Linked DNA regions of Homo sapiens: region 1 is linked to region 2. Evidence: read pairs that join two places in POLR2A ChIA-PET (ENCODE). Cell type or tissue: PC-9. All regions are shown on one strand. Links, peaks and the distances in the headings refer to the core of each region. The heading gives the core; the rest is flanking DNA.

Region 1 (10,345 bases), core at 1,376-9,375, 150 kb before region 2:
TTCTTGCCCTTAAAAAACATTAGGCAGTACTCGGCACTACATTTGGGGAGTATTTTAAACAGCAAAATCACTAACCTAAACCAGAAAAACAGAACAATACAAAAAACATGACATTAAATAGACCATTAAAAGGATACTTGTTTACAGTATGAAATCTGAAACAAAAAAGCAGAACATCACCTGTTCAATCTCAGTTGGAAATGTGCGTATAGGTGACAAAAATTTTTCTCCACTCTGCGTAAGTCTATGAATGGTCAAGGAAGTGCCATTTTGGGTTACAAATAATTTTTAGTGAGTAGGCATATTTGCAATTACAGAATCTGCATATAATGAGATCAGCTATATTTTCTACATGCTAGTAAGCCTAGTTATCTAGCTGTAAAAGATAGTCTCTCCTGGTTGACAGTATGAAGTTCTTAAAAGAAAAGGGGGTGGAGGATAGACAATTTTTTTTAATTTAAAGCAAAAATCTCTATTTTACTCGTAAGTTCCCATTTTAAGATTTTCATAAATCAGGTTACACATTTCTTCAAAGTACCTGTTACTATATAATTATTCCCTTCTTGAACCATATGTGTTTCTTTCACCACTTTGAAAGTTTCTCAAAATTAGGAACCAGTCATCTCCTTTGGCATCTTTTCTCATCATCATACCCAGGATCCTGAAAAGTATATGCAGTTTAGTTGTGTCGACAGCGAAGTGTTTATTTAAAAACATTAAATAAACCAGGCGCGGTGGCTCACGCCTGTAATCCTACAAGCCAGGGATGGCCTGAAGCCTGGAGGCCGGGCTGCCAGTTCTGGGTAGAGTCTCCAACCCAGAGAACTTCCTTGATGCCTTTTGGCCAGTCGGATAGTGCTTTTTCCAGGCCCACCCATGGACCAGTCAGCATGCACTTCCTCCATTCTGAGCCTATAAAAACCCCGGGCTCAGCCAGGCTTGGACACTCATCAGGACTACCTGTCTGCAGATAGGAGCTACCTACTTCAGGTCTCCTCTCCGCTGAGAGCTGTTCTATCACTCCTCTCTGTCTTGCTCACCCTCCAGTTGTCCACATAACCTCATTCTTCCTGGATGCAGGACAAGAACTCTGGACCCACCAAATGGCAGGACTGAAAGGAGCTGTAACACATTCCTGGCTGGCTTACTGAGGTGTGGGTGGTAACATGCTCCCAGATTGTGAAAGTGAAGAGTGGTGAACTTTCTGGGGGCCCAGACCTTGGGGTTCCCAAAGCCAGAGCTTCCGTAACACTACAGCCCTCCTGCCCTCCACCAGGTAGCCACCCCATGGGATGGGAAAAAGCAACAGGGCCGGGCCAGCCCAGGAGTTGCCAGCTGGAGCGGGATGGCAGGACTGAAAGAGCTGTAACACAAATGGGCTGAAACTGCCCTCCAGAAACTCACCCCCTCACTCGCCACACTGCAGGTGACGAGAAAGAAAGAAGAGCTGTGGCCCTACTGGGAGCCCAGACCTCAGGGCTCCTCAAGCCAGGGCTGTGACACGCTGTAACACCCTTTTTGGGGGCTCTGCAGATCCTGGCATTTCTAAGCTTTCAGATGATACCACATTCCCTCCATCCACACGCGGGTGCTGCAGCGACAGCTGCTTACGGTACATCTGATCCAGCTGCAGCCTCACAATGGGGCCAGACCTGTGCTGGTGACTGGAACTGCCTGCCCCACTATAGCAGCCAGTATGCCTGGCTGTGCACAGTGATTGGACCCTGTGCTTGCCCGGTCACACACCCCTCACCACTCTGCTCCTGGCTCGCCCTTGATAGGCGTGAGATCCAGGCCAGTAGTGTGAGCCGAGTTCAGCCTGCCAGGCCAAGTAGGCAGAATGAGCCCAGTGGGAATAAGCAAAACTCAAGCACTGGTGCCACTGGCCACAGAATTTCCAGCTGGTGAAGTGACATCTGTGACATAAACAGGACCATGTCTCCTCTGAAAACTGTACCAGAGCCCTTCCTTGCCTCTCCTAGCTTCTGGTGGTCTGCTGGCAACCTTTTGCAATCCTGAGCTTGCAGAAGCATCATGCCGATCCCTGCCAATGTTGACACATGGTGTCTACACTGTGTATCTCTGTATCCATATTCTCTCTTATAAGAACCCTAGATTAAGGGCAACTCTAACGACCTCATCTTAATTTGATTATATCTTCAAAAACCCTATTTCTTAAGGTTATATTCACAAGTACTATATACTACAAGTATTAGGTTTTCAATATATCTTTTTGGGGAAAACATTTCAACCCGTAACATATCTATTTAAGATGTTCTCCCGACATCAGTAAAAGACAGAATGCCACATTCATTCTAATCTTTTTTTTTAGACGGAGTTTTGCTCTTGCCGCCCAGGCTGGAGTGCAATGGTACAACCTCGGCTCACCGCAACCTCCACCTCCCGGGTTCAAGCGATTCTCCTGCCTCAGCCTCCCGAATAGCTGAGAATACAGGTGCCCACCACCACGCCTGGCTTTTTTGTATTTTTAGTAGAGACAAGGTTTCTCCATGTTGGTCAGGCTGGTCTTGAACTTCTGACCTCAGGTGATCCGCCCACCTCAGCCTCCCAAAGTGCTGGGATTACAGGCATGAGCCACCATGCCTGGCCTTCATTCTAATCTTTAAAAAACACTTTAGTCATTAATTTACATATTTAATAAACATTATTACTAAGTCTATATCAAACACCATGTAGAAACTGTATAATATGAAAAGTTTAGAAATAAAGATATATGAAATATCCTTAAACATTATAACTGAATTTTTCTTCTTTTTTTGAGACAGAGTCTTGCTCTGTTGCCCAAGCTGAAGTGCAGTGGTGCAATCTTGGCTCACTGCAACCTTTACCTCCTGGGTTCAAGCGATTCTCGCCCCTCAAGACTCCCAAGCATCTGGGATTACAGGCCTATGCCACCACACCCAGCTAATTTTTCCATTTTTTTTTTTTTTTGTAGAGATGAGGTTTCACCATGTTGGCAAGGCTGGTCTCAAATACCTGGCCTCAAGTGATCTGCCCACCTCAGCCTCCCAAAGTGTTGGGATTACAGGCATGAGCCACTGCACCTGGCCCAGATTTCTTATTATAGTTTCTCAGCAAGACCATTTAAAAATGGTTAATTAACAACAAAACAGAGCTCACCTACGGCACAAACAATAGCACAAATAATAGAGCAAAACAAACATTTCAAATGCCCTACAAATAATGTCAACTTTGATACTGCTGCCCATAGTTTTTGTATAAAAAAACTATTAATTGATAATCTTCTCTTTGGCAAAAACATAAAAACGATTTGAAGATGAACAAACTGGGTTAATTCCTATGAATTCCAAGAAACTCTACAAGAATGCCCTCATCCTTGTGTTCAAATTCATCTCTGAAATTCAGAGATGATTTTGCCTTGGAAAATCATCTCTGCAAGAAATAGTTAAAGCCTTTCAAGGAACCCAGTCTTCTTGAATTTTCAGTTTTTTTTTTTACAGATGATCAGGTCTTTGAATTATGTCACTTATAATGATGATGATGATCCTATACTTATTTCCAACAAATAAGACTGTAGGATAAATTCCTTACAAGTGGAATGTCTGAGTTGATGAGTATGTACAATTAGAACTGCTGATGATCTGTGTTTTCTAGAAAAACAGCTAAGTATACAGCATTAAACAACCACACTACTTGAATGCTGACTCCACTAGGCAGTTATTACATTAAAGTTAATACAATGTTCAACCAAATATTCAAGTTAATACACTCAGGCAGTCTGGTAAGAAAGCCTGATTACAGTACTAGTGAGGCCAAGGTCAAGGACACTATCTCACATGAAGCTCTGTATGCTGGGTTCAGAGTGACAAACTATCCTCCCATAGTAAGTCAGCCTGGTTATCAAAAGCACAATAAGATTAGAGATGAAAATATTTGTACCAAAAGAAAGGGAAGCTATCTTTGTTTGTCTAGATACAAATAAGAGATTTACACATCATCTAAGTTTGCTACTTTAGGAAATGGTATTATTGTTTCAAGAGCTTGAAAAAAGAAAAATGTTCTATCACAGGAAGAATTTTTTTATTCGAACCATCTCCACTATATGAACAAAATCTTTGCTGTTTCTTTGTCTGAATCTTCATATCATGTGAACAGCAGAGAATTACTTTTAGGGTTAAAGTTGAAGGCTAACAGAAATTCATTAAGAAGCCTGGCGTGGTGGCTCACTTCTGAAATCCCAGCATTTTGGGAGGCCAAGGCGGTAGATCTCATGAGGCCAAAGAGTTCAAGACCAGCCTGGCCAGCATGGTGAAACATTGTTTCTACTAAAAGTACAAAAATTAGCTGGATGCTGTGGCATGCACCTGTAGTCCCAGCTACTTGGGAGGCTGAGGGACAAGAATCACTCGAACCCGGGAGAAAGGGGTTGCAGTGAGCCAAGAACACACCACTGCACTCTGGCTTGGGCAACAGATTGAGACTCTGTCTCAAAAAAAAAAAAAGGAATTCATTAAGAGACAACCATCTATAAATGTTGAATATTCAATGTTAAGACCTTGGCATATTTTCTCAGGCTACTGAAGCATATATCCCAGGAAGGGCAATAAAAGAAAATGCATGAGAACCTTTTTTAAGACAGAGTCTGCTCTGTCACCCAGGCTACAGTGCAGTGGCATGACCTTGGCTCACTGAAACCTCTGCCTCCTGGGCTCAAGTGATCCTCCTGCTTCAGCTTCCCCAGTAGCTGGGACTATAGGCATGTACCATCACGCCTGGCTAATTTTTGTTTCTTTGCAGAGATGGGGTTTTGCCATATCGTCCAGACTGGTCTTGAACTCCTGGCCCCAAGCAATCCTCCCACCTTGGCCTACCAAAGTGCTGGGATGACAGGCATGAACCACCACATCCAGCCTCTGAGAATCTTTCTCTCTCACATGCACAGTGTACAAACATTCAAAAATATGAAGAAAAATCCCAATTACCCTTTTACTCTAGGAAGTACACCTAGTTTATCACACAGGCAACAAGTTTTAATGCATTCTTATGTTTTCTTCCAGAGATATGGTATGCATATTCAAGCACACATACATGCACACTTAAGATATAGTTCACAAATAAAACAAATGGCTAATCATTCTCAGCAAACTAACACAGGAACAGAAAACCAAACACCGCGTGTTTTCACTCATAAGTGGGAGTTGAACAATGAGAACACAAGGACACAGGGAAGGAAACATCACAGACCAGGGCCTGTCCGGGGCCTGACAAGGGGAGAGAGAGCATTAGGACAAATACCTAATGCATATGCAGGGATTAAAACCTTGATGACGCAGCAAACCACCATGGCACGTGTATACATACCTATGTAACAAACCGGCACGTTCTGCATATGTATCCCAGAACTTAAAAGTAAAATTAAAAATAAAATAAAACATTTTCACAATGAAGAAAAAACAAACAAATGGCTAAAGAATTCTGTTCTGTCCTACACTTTAAAAAAACTTACTATGACGTGGAAACCAATCCATTTCCTATGAGTACATACAGAACTACTTCATTCTTTTAAATGGCTGGCTGCATTGTATTCCACTGGATAGATGTAAAATAATTTATTAAACTCTTTTTTTCCCTTGAGACAAGGTCTCGCTCTGTTGCCCAGGCTGGAGTGCAGTGGTGGGATCACGGCTAACTGCAGCCTCGAACTCCTGGGCTCAAACAATTCCTCCCACCTAAGCCTCCCAAGTAGCTGGGACTACTGGCATGAGCAACTGCACTCAGTTTATTTAACAGATAGTTAGGCTGTTTCCAGTCTTCTAATACATACAAGAAGAAGCCCTGTACTCAAGTCATCTCCCACAAATGAATAAATGCATGTAGACTGGACAATAAGTTACGAGAAGAAAAATGCCTGAGTAAATGAATATATATAATTAGAAATGCATTCCACAAGCTTTATATCTGTATATACTCATAACCAGCAATGAATGACAGTGGCAGTCTTTCTACACTCTTTTCAAAAACGTGTTCAAAACATTTGATCTTTGCTAATCTGATATTTGAAAAACAGAAAAAAAGTATCCCATTATAGCTTTATCTTGCATGAGAACCATTTATAAGAGGCAAGTTGTATGTTTATCTTCACAGACAGCTAAGACTGAAGAAAAAGTGAAAGACACCTTTACAACATCTTGGAACTATGTTTTTACTTCAATTATGAATAATGTATGAATATAAAAATCTTATGTCAGTATTTAAAATGTTTACCAAGTTGTGACTGTTGCAGTCTGACTACCAGTCCTAGACCCAGACAGTAATTAGTGAAAGCTCTAGCACAAGCTGGACTTAGTAATGAGGCCATTTGTAAGGTCAGGTCTTATTTGGAATTAGCCAAAATTATGGCCTCTTAAAAAGTAGATTCAAGTCACAATCAAATAATAATTACACTTCAGAAACAAACCAACAGTGATAAACATCCACTTCTTCCTAAAGTTTACATACACATATAGAGACTACTTTTTCTGAGACAGAGTCTTACTCTGTTGCCTATCATAGCTCACTGTAACCTCGAACTCTTGGGCTCAAGGGATCCTCCCACCACAGCCTCTCCAGTATCTGGGACTACAGGCACACACCACCACACCCAGCTAGAAACTTTCTCGAAACTCAAAGAAAGTAATAGGAAAAAAATTGTGTTGTAATATTCACTAATTCACTAAGCATGTTTTAATAAAGTTTATTCAATCACTCACTGACTAGTTCTTGAACTAATGATTTAAAACTCTTTGCATCTAAGATCTTTCAACTATTAACCTGACTTTAAAATGCTTGTATGTATTGTGACTCATTGAGGGAAGAGAGGCATTCTTCTAACTTACTGAAAAAGACTCTGCTTGTGCCTTTTTTGTTGATGTTGTTGTTGTTCAGACGGAGTCTCGCTCTGTCGCCCAGGCCGGAGTACAGTGGTGCAACCTTGACTCACTGCAGCCTTTGACTCCCAGGTTCCAGCGATTCCCCTGCTTCAGCCTCACAAGTAGCTGGGATTACAGGCACGCGCCACCACACCCAGCTAATTTTTGTATTTTTAGTAGAGACAGGGTTTCGTCATGTTGGCCAGGCTGGTCTCGAACTCCTAACCTCAGGTGATCTGCCCGCCTTGGCTTCCCAAAGTACTAATATTACAGGCGTGATCCACCATACCCGGCCTGCTTGTGCTTTTAATCAATCCCAGTGCTAAATGACAACCTCACGTATAACGTACATATGTGATTCATATCATGTTATTTCTTGTACTGTTATGTCACTTTGTAAGCACATAGACATTTCATGCATCTAAGATCAATAGCATACAAACTATTTGGATACAGGTTTAAAAAATATATTTTTTATTTCTGTCACAGTAATAGCTCATTGCCCCAGAAAGCCATTAATAATAGCTTGTTATCTTTGCCAAGCAAAAAATAACCAAGATTCTTGTTTATCATTAATATTTCCAGATACTCTAAATTCATACTAAGAGTTTTTCTGATAACAATATAATAGTTTCAGAAGGAATAGTAAGGATATCCCTGAGAAGCCAGTGTCTGTTATGGAACTGATGTTAGAAACAAATACTCTAATGACACTAATCTTACTCTACCTTGAATTACAGTATTAATGGACCTGTCTGAGCAAGGACTTTGCCTTACTTATCTTTGTATTCCTGGCAGTATCTTTCTATCAGAGTATTCTTATAGTTAGTACTATATAAAATATCTTAAATTGTTATGACCTCAAAATGGGACCAAAGACTCAAACTTCAAACTTTTGAAAACCATTAAATATGAATTATAGTTGGTTACTGCCTTAGCCATTATCAGAAATGCAAGCAAAATAACTCATATTGGATATCAGAACGCGTTGGTAACAGAAGTTTGGGCATAAGGCTGTCTCTACTTTTCAGACACAGCCATGCCCAGATTGCTGGCTACATCTGAGAGAATGAGGACTTAAGATTCACAGCCAGGAATTTAAAAAAAACAAAGCAAAACAAAAAACACCAAAAAAACCCAGCTCCCTGTTAAAATTCAAAATGGAAAAGGACTTAAAAAGAAATAAAAGACGTGGGATTTAATTAAACATTCATATTAATAAACTCTTGTTTTTTGGGTTGTCAGGAATAATTCAAAATGTAAGATTACTTTGTCTAAAATGCAAATCAACTTTTAATGTTGGTAGAATCTGTCCCAAGAATAATAATTATGACAATAGTCTGTATAGTAAAAACACTGGGAACTGGGTTGAGGTAGAAAACCTCAATTAAATAAGGCCACAGAAAAGATCAGATGGCAATTGCTTTTACTCTCTTTTAATCTACATGCAAAGTCTAGGAAACTTAAATATAAATGTATATGTATGTGTGTATTTACACACACAGCAAATTGGTAAATAGCCAACTAAAGATTGACTAGGAGGCCAGGCACAGGGGCTCACATCTGTAATTCCAGTACTTGGGGAGGCTGACGCAGGAGGATCACTTGAAGCCAGGAATTTGAGAACACTTAGACAGCAGAGCAAGACCCCATCTCTACCAAAAAAGTATTTTAAAATATAAACCAGGCATGGTGCCATGTGCCTGTAGACCCAGTGACTCGGGAGGCTGAGGTGGGAGGACTCCTTGAGCCCAGGAGTTAAAAGTTGCAGTGAGTGGCTGGGCATGGTGGCTCACACCTGTAATCCCAATACTTTGGGAGGCCGAGGCGGGCGGATCACAAGGTCAGGAGATCGAGACCATCCTCGCCCACATGGTGAAACCCCGTCTCTACTAAAAATAAAACAAATTAGCTGGGTGTGGTGGCACGCGCCTCTAGTCCCAGCTACTCGGGAGGCTGAGGCAGGAGAATCGCTTGAACCCGGAAGGCAGAGGCTGCAGTGAGCCAAGATCATACCACTGCACTCCAGCCTGGCGACGGAGCAAGACTCCACCTCAAAAAAAAAACAAAAAACAAAAAAGGTTGCAGTGAGCTCTAATTGTACCACTACTACACTCCAGCCTGGATGACATGGCAAGACGCTCTGACCCTCTCTCTCTCTCTCTCTCTCTCTCTCTCTCTCTCTGGAGGCAAGGTCTGACCCTCTCTCTCTCTCTCTCTGGAGGCAAGGTTTGTCAGCCTCGACTTCCCAGGCTCAAGAGATCCTCCTACATCAGCCCCCAAGTAGCTGGGACTACGGGCAAGCACCACCATGCTGGCGTGTGTGTGTGTGTGTGTGTGTGTGTGTGTGTGTGTGTGTGTGTGTGTGTGTGTTGAAAGATCTTTCTCAAAGGGATATTGCTATACTTGTATTCAAACTGTATTGTAACGTAAGTAATTTGATTAAAAATCATTTTTCTGATATTTCTTCTGTGTGCAGTGGCACAATCTCGGCTCACTGCAGCCTTGAACTCCTGGGCTCAAGTGATTCTCCCTCCTCAGCCTTCTGAGTAGCTGGGACTATAGGCATGTGCAAACTAATTTTTTTATTTTTTGTAGAGTTGGGGTTTCACATTGTTGCCCACGCTGGAATCAAACTTCTGGGCACAAGCAATCTGCCCACCTTGGCCTCCTAAATACTGGGATTAAAGGTGTGAGCTACTGTGCCCGGTAGAGACCCCATCTCTTAAAAAAAGAAAAGAAAAAGACTTAGTCATTAGTTTATCACGTTTTTTTAATTTTATTTTTTTTTAATTTTCAGAGTGAGTCTTGCTCTGTTGCCCAGGCTGGAGTGCACTGGTGTGATCTCGACTCACTGCAACCTCCGCCTCCCAGGCTCAAGCAGTTCTCCTGCCTCAGCCTCCAGTGTAGCTGGGACTACAGGCGCCTGCTACCACACCGGGCTAATTTTTGTATTTTTAGTAGAGATGGAGTTTTACCATGTTAGCCAGGCTGGTCTCAAACTACTGGCCTCGAATGATCTGCCCGTCTTGGCCTCCCAAAGTACTGGAATTACAGGCGTGAGCCACCGTGCCCAGCCAACAAAGTCTTGACATGACTTTTAGATTAATTTTTGGATCCTATGGTCTCATCAATACAGAGCCTCAAACTCCAGTAACCCACAATTTTGAAGGCTAGAAGTCTAAGATCAAGGTGGTTGTGAGATGAAACCAGATTTATAAAAGAAAAAATGTATGACTGTGACATCACTTAAACAAATTTAATTTTAAAAAGTGTATATATACCTAGGCTTACCTATTTCACATTTTATCTTAAGAGTCTAAATATTTCGAAACTAAAAATATATAAGTACAATGACCTTATTTTTAAGAGTTCCCACTACTGAGCCTGTAGGAAAAATATAAAAATGTTACATATCAATAACCTATTAATAACACCCGATGTATTATTGAGAT
Region 2 (10,345 bases), core at 882-8,881:
AAATGAGTAAAAGATATGTATTAATGATTCAGGCATATATCAATATACATCTAAGTGTCAAAATATATAGTGTCTAAGAATAAGCCTAACAAACACAGGACGTATATGAAGAAAATCATATCCACTGGAGAATATTTAAAAAAATCAAACATGAATAGCTGGAGGGATACTACATGTTATTTGAAGTGCAGACTCAGTAATGAAAAGATATTCATACTTCCTAAATTAGTCTATAAAACTGTACACAATTCCAAGCAAAGTTAGGCCAGGTGTGACGGTTCTTGCCTGTAATCCCAGCATTTTGGGAGGCCGAGGTGGGAAGATCACTTGAGGCCAGTTTGAGACCAGCCTGGGCAACAAAGGGACACTCCATCTTCAAAAAAAATTTAAAAATTAGGCAGGCATGGTGGCACATACCTGTGGACCCAGTAACTTGGGAGGCTGAGATAGGAGGCTCACTTGGGCCCAGGAGGTCCGGGCTACAATGAGCTGTGATTGTGCCACTGCACTCCAGTATGGGTGACAGAGTGAGACCCTGTCTCAAAAAACAAAAAACAAAAAAAGAGGAAAAGAAAAGCAAAATTAGACCAGGGTATTAGTGTGAGAAAGGCAAAGAAACAATGAAAGGCATCACAAAATAATTTTTTTTTTTTAGTTAAATGCAATTAAAGCCAGGTGCAGAGGTACCCATCTGTAGTTCCTGCTAATTGGAAGGCTGTGGCAGGAGGATCATTTGAGGCCAGGGGTGTAAAAAAGGATATTCATACACTGATGTTCACAGCAGCATTATTACCATAGCAGCATTATTACCATTATTACCATGACTCTGCCTGTGAACAGCCATAGGACTACTGCCTGGGTAAAAGAGTGAGATCATGTCTCTTAAAAAGAGAAATTAAAAAAAAATTATATACCATAACTGAGATTTATTGCTGGAATGCGAGGATGGTTCAACACACAAAAGTCAATAAATACAATACATTCACATAATGAAGGGAAAAAAAATTTTATGATCATCTCAATTGATGCAGATAAAGCATGTGACAAAGTCAACATTTTTTCATAAAACACTCTACCAACTAGGAAAAGAAGGAAAATACAGCATAATGAAGGCCAGGTATGAACATTCCACAGCTAACATCATACTCAATGGTGAAACACTAAAAGCTTTTTCTCTAAGATCAAGAGCAAGACAAGGATACCTGCTGTTGCCACTTCTATTCAACGCAGCATTGGACTAGTCAGAAACTTAGATAAGACATTCAAATTGGAAAAGAAGAAGTAAAATTACCTCTGTTCAAATGACATAATTTGTTATGTACAAAACCCTAACAATTTCACACACACACAGAAAAAAAAAAAAAAACTCTTAGAGCTAACAGATTCGGCAATGTTGCAGTATACAAAAATCAACACAGATAAATCAGTTGTGTTTCTATAAATCAACAATGGACAATCTGAAAAGGAAATTATTAAAGCAATTCCATTTACAGTAACATCAAAAAAATAATACGTAAGAAACCAAGGAGACAAATGACTGGTACATATCAAAGGAAATTAAACACACAAATAAATGGAAAGACATCTGTGTTTGTGGATCAGAAAATCCGATATTAAGATATCAGCACTACCCAAAGCCATCTACAGATTCAATACATACAAACCCTATTAATATCCCCATGTTTTCTACAGAAATAGAAAAATCAATTCTGAAATCCACATGGAATCGCAGGGGACCCTTAACAGCCAAAACAATCTTGAAAAAGAACAGAGTTGAATAACTCACACTTCCTGATTTCAAACTTACTACAAACCCACAGTAATCAAAAACGCTGCAGGACTGGGATAAAGACAGCTATACTGTCGGTCCTCTGTACTGCATTCATGAGTTCAACCAATGATAGATCAAAAATATTCAGAAAAAAATTTAAAAAATATGAATTTGAAAAATACAGTATAACAACTATTTACAGAGCATTTACACTGCATTAGGTATTATAAGTACTATATAGCACTGACATTGTATTAGGAATTTTAAGTATTCTAGAGATGACTGAACATATACAGAAAGAAGTATGTAGGTTACATGCAAATACTATGCCACCTTAAGGCTGATAAAGCACTTGACCATCCATGGATTTGGGGGCTCTAATCAATCCCCCACGATACTGAGAGACAACTGTACAGATGAAGACAGAGACCAGAGATAAACCCCTGCATATATGGCCAAATAATTTTTGAAAAAGGTGCCAAAACTATTCAATGGAAAAAGGACAGTCTTTTCAATAAATGGAGCTGAGAAAATGAGATTAACAGATGTAAGAAAATAAAGCTGGACCCTTATTTTACACCATACACAAAAGTCAACTAAAAATGGATAGAAGAACTAAATCAAGAGCTGAAACTATAGAAGACTTAGAAGCAAATGAAGACAGGAAAGCTTCAATAACATTAGATTTGGCAGCAACTTCTGGGAAATGACACCAAAAGCACCAACAACAAAATAAAAGATGGATACATTGAACTACATTAAAATTTATAATTTTCCTATGCATCAAAAGACATTATCAAGAATGTGAAAAGGCAACCCACAGAATAGAGAATATATCTCTAATCATTTAGCTGATAAGGTACTAATAACCAGAATATGTAAAGAACTCCTATAACAAAGCAAAACAAAACAAAACATGCTGAATCAAAACTGGGTGAACAACTTAAAACATTTCTCCAAAGGAGATACACAAATTGTGAACATGCACATGAAAAGATGCTCAAAAATCACTAATCATTGGGAAAATTATCATAATGAAATGCCATTTCACACTCACTAGGATGGCTATTTTCAAACAACACCCAGGAAATAGTAAGTGTTGACTAGGATGTAGAGAAACTGGAATCCATCTTCATTGCTGTTGAGAACATATAATGGTGCAGCCACTGTGGAAAACTGTGCAGTGGTTCCTCACAAAACATAAAATTACCATATGATCCAGCAATTCCAATTCTGGGTACATACCCCAAGGAAGTAAAAAGCAGGGACTTAAATAGATATGCTGATATTCATGGCAGCATTATTCACAATAGCCAAAAGGTAGAAGCAATCCTTCTACCCTTTGGTAGATAAATAAAATGTGGTATATATATGCAATGGAATATTACTCAGCCATAAAAAAGAAGTGAAGTTATGATACTTGCTACAACACAGATAAACCTTGACATTATGCTAAGTTAAAATAAGCCAGACACAAAAGTACAAATATTGTATGATTCCACTTTTATGAAGGACAGGCAAATTCACAGAGACATTAGATAGAGAGTTTCTGTTTGGGATGATAAACTTCTGACAATGGATAGTACTGATAATTTCAAAATATTGTTAATATACTTAATGTTACTAAACTGTACACTTAAAAATGGTTAAAATGAGCTGTGCGTGGCTCACACCTGTAATCCCAGCACTTTGGGAGGCTGAGGCAGGCGGATCACTTGAGGTCAGGAGTTTGAGACTAGCCTGGCAAACAGAGCAAAACCCCATCTCTACCAAAAGTGCAAAAACTGGCCGGGTGTGGTGGCAGGTGCCTGTAACCACAGCTACTCGGGAGGCTGAGGCATGAGAATCGCTTGAACCCAGGAGGCGGAGGGTGCAGTGAGCCGAGATGGCGCCACTGCACTCCAGCCTGGGTGACAGAGCAAGACCCTGTCTCAAACAAACCAAAACAAAAATAGTTAAAATTGTAAGTTTTGTTACATATATTTTACAATAAGAAAAATTTTTTAAAGAATGTCCATTATTGAAAATGAAGAGTAATGAACAGATTTGCTTACCTATTAAGATTCTATAAAACTGCAATCATTAAAACACTCTGATCTTGCGGTACAAGAAACAGAAAGATATATGGAATATAACAGATAGTCCACAAATATTCCTAAAATATAGCAAAAGACACAGACATTTTATATTACTGGAGAAAAAGTGAATGTTTTAAAATATAATTTCAAATTAGAAAGAATTTCTTAAGCTGAAACAAAGGCCTGATGCCAAAGGAAAAATTTTTACTGATCCTTTGCGTCTGTCAAGCAAAGCCATACAGAATAATGTACTATAAGTAGTTAAAAACGGCAAGAGACTAGGAAAAAACTTGCATGTGAAAAAGCAATAGTTTTTTTTTGTTTTTTGTTTTGTTTTGAGATAGAGTCTCGCTCTGTTGCCCAGGTTGAAGGACAGTAGCGCTACTTTGGCTCACTGCAACCTCCGCCTCCTAGGTTCAAGCGATTCTCCTGCCTCAGCCTCCTGAGTAGCTGGAACTACACCCGGCTAATTTTTGTATTTTTAGTAGAGACTGGGTTTCACCATGTTGGCCAGGCTGGTCTTGAACTCCTGACCTCAGGTGATCCGCTCGCCTCAGCCTCCCAGAGTGCTGGGATTACAGGCTTGAGCCACTGCACCCGGCCTCCAATTCTGTTTGTATCATCCCAATTTTTTTCTACTAGTCAGAAAATTACATGTTTTAATTTTTAACTTTTTAATGGTTACTACAGAATAGCTGTATCCAATTGAATAGCCACATCTACACTTTTTGCAATGATGGAAATTTTCTATATTTGTACTATCTGAGACTGTGGATATTAACCATATGTGTCAACCAAGCGTACAAAATGTGATCGGAGCTCTAAAAGGAGAAATTGATTTTTTTTTTTTTTCTTTTTCAGACTGAGTCTCCCTCTGTCACCCAGGCTGGAGTGCAGTGGCATGATCTCAGCTCACTGCAAGCTCCACCACCCTGGTTCAAGATTCTCATGCCTCAGCCTCCAGAGTAGCCGGGATTACAGGCTTGCACCACCACACCCAGCTAATTTTTTTGTTGTTTTTTGAAATGGAATCTCACTCTGTTGCCCAAGCTGGAGTGTAGTGGTACGATCTCAGCTCACGGCAACCTCCACCTCCTGGTTTCAAGCAATTCTCATGTCTCATGCCTCAGCCCCCCTAGTAGCTGGGATTACAGGCCTGCACCACCACACCCAGTTAATTTTTGCATTTTTAGTAGAGACAGGGTTTCACCATGTTGCCCAGGCTGGTCTTGAACTCCTGACCTCAAGTGATCCACCCACCTTGGCCTCCCAAAGTGCTGAGATTACAGGCATGAGCTACTGCACCTAGCCTGATTTTTCATTTTATTGAAGTGCCACACATTAGTGGCTACCATACTGAAAAGCACAGCTCTGTAATTCCCCACATAATGAATATGGCTGACTGTATCCTCATGGTGTAGTTTCACATGTTCCTCTACCTCCATATGTCCTGTAAACTGCTGTCAGAATCTAGAAGCTTCATTATATTCAGGTTCAGTTCTTCTTGGCAAAAATACTTCATAAGTTGAATTGTGTAGTTCCTGTTGTATTGTATCGCAACACCTATAACGTGGTTATTTTCCTTTAGGTTATGCTCAGCTTGATTACATATGCCTGGGAGGAATAAGACTACGTGCATCCGTTCACATCTTTATTTTTAACAAAAAACTCTGGAAGAAAACATAAGAAATTAACAAAAATGGTTATTTAAAAGAGATGCAGATTAAACTAGGCTGATCGGGGCAGGTGTGGGAGTGAGATTATTCAAAATATACTTCTTTATGTTTCTGTGGTACCCAGTCAAAAAAGTTAATAAATTTTAGTACAGATTTTTGTCCTATACTCCATATCTAAGATCACAGTATCTGGGTATGAGGTCTAGAAAAAAACCATTCAAACATGTTTCCTCCACAATTCTGCACGTTAAAGCTTAACCCTATCCACTGGGACACTGGAATACAAGAAATAAAAGGTTGACAATCATGAACTTTAGTCATATTTATTATTAGTTTCTTCTCCTTTAGGTTCCACTGATCATTATACAGTTACATATCTCAATATTATTTTAATCTCTTGCAGGAATATCCTCATGAAGTGATACTTCATAATGACACACTGGATTCTTATTTACCAAGAAACAGCTCTTCATTTGCTATTTCCCTTGTATTAAGCTACCAGATTCAGATTTTTTTTTCAAGAAAAGTTTCTCTCTTTAAAAATGGCTTATTTCCTTCTCTCTGAAAAAAGAACTGTGTAATCTAATTTTCTGGCCTATGAAATCATTATTAAATAAAACTGATAAAATCAGTGGTGTTCTAATTGAAAGGGGTAAGAATGAGAATTCAGTACTCTCAGGTTTCTTGTCTCCTATACCCTCTGGTCACTTAGTTTTCCAAGACACCAAAGAAAGCAATTCAAAAAGGCAGTAGAACCTAGTGAAAAAACACTGAAAATAAATGATATTTTAATTAATCACAATTCTTATTTTGCTCTTAAGACTGAGAAAATCGAGGCAAATTTAATGCAATATTATATTAACTGTAAGCATATTTGCTTTTTTCCTTGTTATACTTAGTAGTTCAAAGGGTCTTAATAATTATTTCTATTATATAACTATGTGTATATGTTTGTATAGTTCAAAACCGTTACGGAAAGGTGAAATACATATAGTCTATATTCATATTCACAACTTACTCTCTTAATTCACATGAACAATGTAAAGTAAAATGGTTTCCCTCAAAATGATTCACTTTGGTATTAAAATATGATCAGAGATTTTGAAAATTATGGCAATAAAATGTTCTAGCGAACAGTGGAAACGCTCTAAAATAGGCTCTACATAGTTTTATCAATGTGATTTTAAAGAAGAAAAAGAACATAGACCAAATAATAGTATAATGTTATTCAACACATTGGAATAGTTCATCAACTTTAAATTCTTATACAAATATTTCTCCTAGTCCTGTATTGCATCAAGATTCCATCTATAGAATCACAATATAGAGAGGAAATAAATTCTGTTAAATATACAGTCATTTTATATTAAATAACACATAATTTTAACCAAACATTAACATACTGCTTCCTTCTTTGATATTCCTCTGAGCCTAAAGATTTTTGAATCTTAAAACTCCTAACTTTAACAGATGGATCAGATGTTTCAGCTCCTAAGTGTCAGTCTTTCACAAGAAATGAATTAGTCACACAGACCTCTTCTAGCTTTGAAAAAATCTGAAATCTATTCTAGGAATGCTGACTATTCCTACTGCCATGTTAACATTTTCTGGCATGTTACATGCAACCTTCTACGTTCAAAATACATAATTTTCATAAGCAATATAGCCACACAGAAAATACTGGAAGAAACCTGAAATAATGAAGAAGCCAAATTCAACTTAAAATTTAACTATTTAGTGATACTAATGTAAATAATTCTACTAAAGAGAATTAGATGAACAGATACCTTCACCAAATGTTTCCAGGGCAACAAAATCTATTCAAGGGATTAGTAAGATAAAAACTTCTCAAAATACTACTAAGACATTATTTGCCTTTTCCATTCATTCTTTCATCAGTGTTCAGAGCAGCAGACTACTTGTGTTTTGTCTGGTAAAACAAAACTATGTCTGCATAGTGCTGACTTATGAAAAACTGCTCTTGTGTTTTAAAAATTTCAGCTTAGTTTTTAATACAGTAAGTATCAATAGATATAACCCAAATAAATCAAGTAAGGAAGGTTTTGAGCAAGTGGTAGTACAAATTGAAAAGAATGGAGACGGGAAAGCAGGTTCCAATTTAAAGGAAGAAATCTGCAGAACTAAGTTAATGCCAACGTTCAAGGTGGAAAAACATTTAAGATGAAGGTGTTTTCAAGCCCAGGTGAAACTTCAAATTAAATCTCAAAATGGCAGCTGGTTTCACATGAAGATAATAAATTATACTTTAAACACTATTTCAAACCCACACACGGGACATTCATGTAAAGCTTCCAAACAGTAGAGACGGTGGATCAAACTGAAAAAAGGCCAAACTTTAATTGCAGATTTGTGAGTAATTATGCAACATAGTACAAGTAAATTCTACAAAGGAAATAACAAGATTAAAACAACAACAACAAACAGTAAGCAAAGGACTGAATTTGAAATACCAAATTAAGAAGATGAAAGGAACTGCAGACAGGAAGGAAGGAGAAATAAAAGTCCAAGAGGACTTAAACCATAGGGCTATAGAAATGAAGAAAGAGAAAGGGCTCAGAAAGAATATATAACATTACAGTTAAAGGGAATTTCGGGTTTTTACTTTGAGAGTCTGTGAATCACAAACCATTGGCAGAAGCAATATGGCAGAGTACAGAGATAACAGATTTGAAATCAGAAATCTGCATTCAAATTCCTGCCCTGACACTTACTGATTGTGTGATTTCAAAAACTCTTTTCAGTTTTTCGTAAGTCAGCAGTATGCATAGTTTTGTTTTGCCAGACAAAACAGTAAACAGATTGTGAGCTGCTGTTTTTCTACTTAGCCATGTATTCTATAATTAAATCAATAGTTCTACAATATAAGATAAATCAACATTTTCATCAATGGGTTTAAGATAATAATTTCGTAAACTAGCTAGAATATAAAATATAAATTCTACACAAAGGGATTTTATCCAATTCGATAATTTCAGACAATGTTTCAACATTAACAATTTAGTAAAGACCAGTTGTAAAACTAAAAGTACGTAATCCCTAAATCTTTCTTTGTCAGATTAAGAATTTTATATCTAATAAAAGTGTGAAGCTGGATGCCATGGCTCACACCTCTAATCCCAACACTTTGGGAGTCTGAAGGCAGGAGGATTGCTTGAGCCCAGATGTTTGAGACCAGCCTGGGCAACACAGTCAGACTCCATCTCTACAAAGAGTAAAAAAAAATTAGCCAGGCATGGTGGCTCATTCCTGTAGTACCAGCTACTTGTAGGGCTGAGGTGGGAGGATCTCTTGAACCCAGAAAGTGACTGCCATGACCTGTAATTATGCCACTGTACTCCGCCTGGGCAACAGAGCGAGACCCTGTCTTTAAAAAAAAAAAAAAGTCTGCTAAAATCCACACTGGAAAAACTATCTGAAATTAGGCAGACATATGATCACTATCAAATCTCCTAACAAATAAAATTAGCAGTATTTGTTGCCATTAAATCTACACCACCAAAAATCGTATTAGTATTCAAATAACAATCCCTCATCCAAACTCTTTCAACATATTTTGGTATTAAAAGTTTATTGGATTTTTATAAAGTTAAATATAGCTTTTTTTTTATTTATTTATTTTTTTTTTGAGGAACAGTCTCACTTTGTCACCCAGGCTAGAGTGCAGTGGCATGATCATGGCTCAATGCAGCCTTGACCTCTCAGGCTCAAGCCATCCTCCCACCTCAGTACCCAAAGGAGCTGGGACCACAGGCACACACCACCACGCCTGGCTACTTTTTGTATTTTCAGTAGACAGGATTTCACCATGTTGCCCAGGCTGGTCTTGAACTCCTGAGCTCAAGTGATCTCCCTGCCTTGGCCTCCCAAAGTGCTGAGATTACAGATGTGAGCCACCGCGCTTGGCCTATAGCATACATTACGGTAGTTGATTATGGTAATATAGTACAAGTCCTTACGTTATGGTAGTTAACTATGGTAATATAGCACAGTTCCTAGGCAACATGTAACATCTCTGAAGGATTTAGAACAGAACCCTAAAAGTGGAGCACATTAATATTTCTCCTATAAGAAATACTCAATTCCTATTAAGCTCTACTTAAAAAATGAGTTTAGTCAATCAGGTTTTGCTTCCAAATGAATCATTAAAAAATGTAGTTGCTACAGCTATTTGAATTTCAGAATTGCAGATAAAGAATAGTGGACCTACAGTTATTTATCTGACCAACACTGACAGAGTATAAACTAGGGTTTATGATATATGTGACCTAAAAAGCCAAGCTTGCCCTCTCTTGCTAATTTCTGAAATATTAACGATGTATCTCTCCTGAAATTTCTATTTAACTGTGAGGAGTTATGGCACACTTCCTAATATAAAAACTCAATGCTATTTCTTATTTGTAAATATTTAGAAAGTTAGATATTTATACTTCATACACATTAAAACAAATTAATTTTTACAAAGCTTTGGGATACACCTGGACACATAAAAGCAGAACATATCACCCTTTTTGAAAATCATCAGAGTTATACAAAAATCAGTATGACAAGACTCTAACGTCTGAACACCAAATAACAAATTTAAAAGTTTCAAGAAAATGCTGCTTTCATTATTCAAAAAGAGTGGAATGAAATATTACCATGTATATCAGTTAACATACTTTTGCTTCCAAGGCAAAGAAAAAGGAACCAAAACAGACTTAAACCTTAAGTAAATTTATTCTCCCAAAATGAAAACTCCATAAGAGAAAAATCCACAGTAGTATGTAGGATTCAGAAAAAGTTTGGTCAGTCACATTTTT

Evidence for each region. ChIA-PET counts read pairs that join two places held together with the same protein. Peaks named below come from ENCODE experiments on the same cell type or tissue, not always from the same donor. Only the 100,000 strongest peaks of a DNase experiment are listed, where the experiment ranks them.
Region 1: POLR2A ChIA-PET joins it to region 2 with 26 read pairs; 3 of 35 experiments call an interaction of 5 or more read pairs at or near these places.

Annotation. Positions count from the first base shown.
Region 1 is chr10:63,296,421-63,306,765 of GRCh38, forward strand. The region is part of intron 2 of JMJD1C (jumonji domain containing 1C); the gene reads right to left. Among named protein-coding and RNA genes, the nearest start is that of MIR1296, 71 kb to the right of the region's middle. In PC-9, for the core only: no CTCF peak of the experiment used is centred there; no DNase peak of the experiment used is centred there.
Region 2 is chr10:63,449,571-63,459,915 of GRCh38, forward strand. All of the region lies in intron 1 of JMJD1C (jumonji domain containing 1C), which reads right to left. Among named protein-coding and RNA genes, the nearest start is that of JMJD1C-AS1, 10 kb to the right of the region's middle. In PC-9, for the core only: no CTCF peak of the experiment used is centred there; no DNase peak of the experiment used is centred there; H3K27ac peaks cover 1,360 bases.